Regions from separate parts of the Homo sapiens genome. Here region 2 is linked to region 1. Evidence: chromatin contacts called from ENCODE Hi-C or POLR2A ChIA-PET data. All regions are on one chromosome and are shown on one strand. Each heading gives the region's core, a stretch centred on a gene start or an enhancer-like site at or near the end of the contact. The rest is flanking DNA. Distances are from core to core; before and after follow the strand shown. Region 1 has its middle 31 kb from the start of TSPAN9. Region 2 overlaps TSPAN9 (tetraspanin 9).

What was found. Hi-C counts contacts between places; a loop is a spot of excess contacts on that map. ChIA-PET counts read pairs that join two places held with the same protein, here RNA polymerase II (POLR2A).
Region 2: a map of Right ventricle myocardium inferior shows a loop between it and region 1 (15-fold over the local background). The contact joins two enhancer-like sites. A Hi-C loop is called at or near these places in 1 of 168 maps with a recorded cell type or tissue (Right ventricle myocardium inferior). POLR2A ChIA-PET finds 5 or more read pairs at or near these places in 2 of 52 experiments (A673 and WTC11).

The regions. Positions count from the first base shown.
Region 1 is chr12:3,045,176-3,047,907 of GRCh38, forward strand. No RefSeq gene overlaps it. Among named protein-coding and RNA genes, the nearest start is that of TSPAN9, 31 kb to the right of the region's middle. Within about 2 kb of position 1,321, at least 4 of the 41 ENCODE cell types and tissues checked have a DNase peak (open chromatin) inside an H3K27ac peak, as active enhancers do.
Region 2 is chr12:3,250,404-3,253,135 of GRCh38, forward strand. The region is part of intron 3 of TSPAN9 (tetraspanin 9); the gene reads left to right. Among named protein-coding and RNA genes, the nearest start is that of LINC02827, 49 kb to the right of the region's middle. Within about 2 kb of position 1,388, at least 14 of the 41 ENCODE cell types and tissues checked have a DNase peak (open chromatin) inside an H3K27ac peak, as active enhancers do.

The sequences.
Region 1 (2,732 bases), core at 71-2,570:
AATGTGGGTGTGTAAAAATGTCCCCTGACTCCGCCCTTCCTGCCCCTAAAACACACGCACATGCACGCATACTTATTTTTAGAGAAAAAAAGCTCTAATGTCCCTCAAAGAAGGTGAGGAGAAGACCTTGAGTCTTGGTTTAGCGAAAACTGCCCCGTGCAAGGTTGTGCTTTTAGATTTTCGTCCTCATCTGGGTGTCAGGAAAGGGGAGGGAGTGTTCTAAATCGGGGAGATAACTTTGTGGCCCATTAAGGGGAGAAAGAGGTCCCAAGGGAAGGTCTAGAAAGGAAAGACAGACCGGGTGCTGTGGCTCACACCTGTAATCCCAGCACTTTGGGAGGCTGAGGCGGGAGGATCACTTGAGCCCAGCCTGGGCAACATGGCAAAACCCCATCTCTACAAAAAAATAGAAAAATTAGCAGGGCATGGTGGCGTGCTCTTGTAGTCCCAGTGACTTGGGAGGCTGAGGTGGGAGGATCGCTTGAGCACAGGAGGTCAGGAATGCAGTGAGCTGAGATTACATCATTGCACTCCAGCCTGGGCAACAGAGCAGGGCCCTATCTCAAAAAAAAAAAAAAAAAAAAAAAAAGGGGGGGAGGGCAGAGCAAATGGAGGACTAAAATACTCTAAGAAACTGTCAGGAAATCTGGCTTTCATTCAGCTTCCTGAGAAACAGCAGGGAGAGGTGGTCAGGTGCCTTCGTAGAAGGCGGGAGCCCCATTGGTAGAAGTGGCTGAGTCTTCTTCAGCTCATGGATGTCTAATACTCAACCTTCAGTTTTTTTTGTATTTTTGCTATGTAAAACCCCTTCATCTCTCCAAATCTTCAGTAAAGTCTGCTACATACACAAAGGCCTTTGTGTGCGTGATCTTTTTCTTGGAAATGACAGGTGCACACCTGTCCACAGAACACAGAGGTGGCAGCAGCAGGTCGCAGCCACCGAGGCCATCACAGCCTGAAGCAAGGCAGTGGAAGCGGGGACTCAGCCGTGCAAGCTGCCCAGCCTCCCACCCAACCCCCCCCCCACCCAGAGAATGAAAAGCACTCAGGGACGCCTCCCAGCCTGGGGTCAGGTTCAAGCCAGTATCCCTGGGCTCCCCAGGAACAAGTGTCTCCATGGCTATCTGGTTATCTCAGTCCTTTACTGTCCCCAAGCGAGGTTCCAGGAGGGAGTTCTGTCACCAGGTTCTGTGAGCACTGCACCTTTAGGAGCAACACTAAATGGACACAGGACCCCCTGGATTTGAAGAGTGGTCAAAGGGAGAGGTTCAGGCAGGGGCCGGCAAGATGTGATCCCTAGCTTGGCATCCTAGGAACTCGAGTCTAGCACTTGGCTCAGGAATAAGCAGGCTTACTAGCAGCCCACATGACTGACTTGCTAGCCAAAATCAGAGCAGCGTGATTGATAAGCCCAAGTGCCACTTCATTAATTCACACGGAACAGCACCGCTCCCAGCACATGGGAATGCTTGTATCTGCCTGTCAGCACATTCCTTCCTCCATGGAACACCAGATCACTTGCACACGGTAGCTTGTGCCAGTGCTTACGCACGGAGTTGCCCAACCTTAAAGGATTGCAGGCCATTGATGTTGAGGACCTGGTGCCCCTGCGTCCACTACAGGGACCTGAATTCTCCCATCCGAGAATCGAGAAATCCTTTTTTCTGGACATTGGTTAGCAATGACTTTTTGTTTGTTTTTTTAGAGATGGGATCTCACTATACTGCCTAGGCTGGTCTTGAGCTCCTGGCCTCAAGCAATCCTCCCACCTCAGCCTCCTGAGTAATTGGGATGACAGGCATGAGTCACCGTGCCCAACAACATTTTTTGCCACCACAAGTCCATTCTATCAGAGGTCCCCAACCCCTGGGCTGCAGGCCAGTACCCATCCGTGGCCTGTTAGGAACCAGGCCACATAGCAGGAGGTGAGCGGCAGGTGGGAGAGCAAGCATTACCGTCTGAGCTCTGCCTCCTGTCCAGCCGTGGCGTTGGATTCTCACAAGAGCACAAACCCTGCTGTGAACTGTGCATGCGAGGGATCTAGGTTGCGCTCTTCTTAAGAGAATCTATTGGCCAGGCGCGGTGGCTCACGCCTGTAATCCCAGCACTTTGGGAGGCCGAGGCGGGCAGATCACAAGGTCAGGAGATCTAGACCATCCTGGTTAACATGGTGAAACCCCGTCTCTACTACTAAAAATAGAAAAAAAAATAAGCCAGACGTGGTGGCGGGCACCTGTAGTCCCAGCTACTCTGGGCTGAGGCAGGAGAATGGCGTGAACCCGGGAGGCAGAGCTTGCAGTAAGCCAAGATCGCGCCACTGCACTCCAGCCTGGGCGACAGAGCGAAACTCTGTCTCAAAAAAAAAAAAAAAAAAGAATCTATTGCCTGATGATATGAGGTGGAACAGTTTCATCCCCAAACCATCCCACCTGCACTCCCCGCTCCATCCGTGGAAAAATTGTCTTAAATGAAACCAGTCCCTGGTGCCACAAAGGTTGGGGACTGCTGCATTACATCATGCAGAAAGCGACGATGCTGCTGAATAGGGTACAGTACGCAGCCAGCGGTCACTCCCCAAACACTACTGAGCACCTGAGAGTTGGCTGCTCGACTACACTCATTTTTAGTAGTTTAGGGTTCAGAGGGGGATCATTCCGAAGCCTCCTTTGTACCTGGAGCAGTTTCTCCCCGCTTCCTCTCCCCGTCTGGGCGGAGAGACAGGAGGCCTGCCG
Region 2 (2,732 bases), core at 138-2,637, 210 kb after region 1:
TGTTTTTCCAGAATGGAGTTCATGCCTTTTTAGGGTTCACCCATCATGTCTCACTTTTTCACATGCCTCTTGGGTGTCTGGTGTATTTCATGTGTGAGAATGAGTCTCCCCAGAAGAGTGGGGTGCCCTGAGGGCAGGGCCATTATTCCCTTTCCTCTAGACCTGCCCACAGCTCCACACACAGGAAGACCTTCTCATTGCACAGGTAGCCCAAGACGCCCTGTCCTTCTCCCACTCCCAGGCCTGGCCAGCCCATGCTGAGGCCAGCTTCTCAGCAGCCACAGATATCACCCATCTCAGGTTGGCTGGCTCAGGGTGCAGTGTCCATGACACCAGAACCCTTTCCTGGTCCTGTGACGGAGCGCCAGAGGTATGCAGAGCTTGGCTTTCGGGTGACTGTTGGCTGCCAGGCCCGGGGAGCAGCCCGGTGAATGGCCATGATGGGCACAGCAGCCTGCCCTGAGGAAGGGCCTCGGGCCCTGAGAGGGACTGAGGTTGGACCGGGGTGACAGGGTGGCATATGGGGATGGCACTGGGCTCTGTTCCATGCACTCTCTCTTCTCCTTTCTGCCTCCTCCCGCTTCTGCCTTTCTTCCTCATCTTTATCTTCTTCTTCCTCCCCCTACCCCTGTGTTTTGGGAGTTATCTCAGTCAGAGGCATGATCTAGTACTACCCTCTCCCCAGGTTAGTGTCTGAAGGATTTCAGTTGGTGACTTTGTGGCACTGTGGGCTACTTAGAAGTTGTGGACATTTTCAAGATCAAAGGCTGTCTTTGGAGATGGCTGGGGAGACTTGGTGGCATGTAGAGCCCCAGCAGAGACCTCCTCCATGACTAAGCATTCAGCTTGCACCCGCTGTGTGCCGCAGGCTGTTCACAGGCCCCAGCAGTGAGCTGCCCCGGTGATGAAATCCCCTCGCATTGGTGGCATCCTCCCTGGTGGAAGGGTGCTGGGGGTGTGGGGAGGAGGAGGGGTAGGGTTGGGGACTCTGAGTGGCAGATCTCGACTAATGATGGTCATGTCTGAGAGGGGAGAAGGAAGTTCTTTTTTCAAAAGTTCTTTTTTCAAAAGTTGATTTCTGATTATAAAACTAGTATAGTCACTGGAGAGTACTGGAAATAATAGAGATATATGAAAATAGCATAAATTAAAGTCATTCACAATGCCATCATCTAGAGATAACCACCGTTCTGCTTCTGGTGAATTTCTAGGGCTGTATGTGTGGGAAGAGGTTCTTTTGTTGCAAAGGACATCTTTAGTTTTAAGGGACAGAGGGACACACAGGACGGTGGGTTCCAGCACCTCTGGCTGCCTGGGCCTCCTTCCTCTGACTGTTGGCACCAGCTGTCAGCCCCTGGAGGAATGGGCAGCCTGTCGGCACCGGCTTGAGCTCAGAGCTGGGATAGGAGTGTTATGCTGGAAAGGGGACCCGGCTCCCAGGGAGCCCCTAGTGTAGTGGAGAAATACGGAGCCAGAAGGGGCTGGGACCAACAGCTCACATGACAGCCCCTGCCTGAAGCAGAGTCCTGGCAGGGGGCCACTGGGCTTCCACCCAGACTTCTCATGGTGGGGACCTCATGGTTAAGCCACCACATCGGCCAGCTCTGGGTCCCTGCGTGAGTGAGGGTGAGGGGTCGTTTTTTACTTTGTAGCTTCTAGCACCTGGTCCCTGTTCTGCCCCACTAGAGTCTCATGGGGCAGACCCCATGAACCATGGAGCGCCCCCCGCACTTAAAACTCTGCATACCTCCATGTTCAGAGTTGCCGTGTCCCTCAAGTTCTCTAAGACCAGACGCCTCTAGTTCCTACCCAGTTCCTGTGGGGAATATGATTTCCACACTCCCTGGTGCTGGTGTGGCCAGGGAGAGGTGTAGCCTCTGGCCAGGCTTCGTGGAGCAGGTGAGACTGGAATGGCGTTTAGAGGGTATGGTGATGGCAGCGAGATGGGGAAGCCCATTCCAGGCCAGGGAATGGCACGCAGGAATGTTCATCCGTGGCAGGTGTGTGCACAGGCCTGTGTGAGCGGGTGCTCTCTCCGGGGCCAGGGAGAAATCCCAGCCCCTGGGCTCCCCCCAGCCCCATGCCCTTATATAGCCGTCCCTGCACTCCCAGAGCTCCGGGGGTGGGGACGGAGCCCCCTCCTACTGTACACATGCGGGGAGCCTGCCGCTAGCTGGGCCTGGGCCGACTCTTGCAAGATCCTCTTGTCATCACAGCCGGAGTCAGCTGTTGGTTTGGGAAGCCTTCCCTGGTCCAATGTTTCACGGTGCGCAGCCAGAAATATAACCCTCCTGTTAGCCAAGAGCATGGGATCTTGGCAGGCATCCGTGTGGCCTATTTTAAACTGAAGGGAACAGAAAGAGGTGCCTCTCAGGCTAAGCTGAGGACCCTTCCTTTGCAGGGCTGAGTGAGCGGGCTGCTGGGGGCGTGTCACTTTCTCCCTTGAGGGCCGGTGGACATCTGTTAGGGGGAGGGGGTGCAGAAGGTGGGAAATGGGGCTATTTCAGGGCAGTCTGGAAGAAGGTTTTCACGATTGCACAGCAGGCCCTAAACTCACATTTGGAGGCCTGGTTGTCATGCCCTCCCACTGAACTGCTGCGTGGCGTGTCCGAGTGAGCCACTGCACCGCCCTGTTTACTCTCTCCCACCTGGAAAGCAGGGGCTCATGTGGATCTGACCCACCTCTCAGAAGTGCTCCTGTGTCCTCGGGGGTGGTGATCAACACGTTCTGG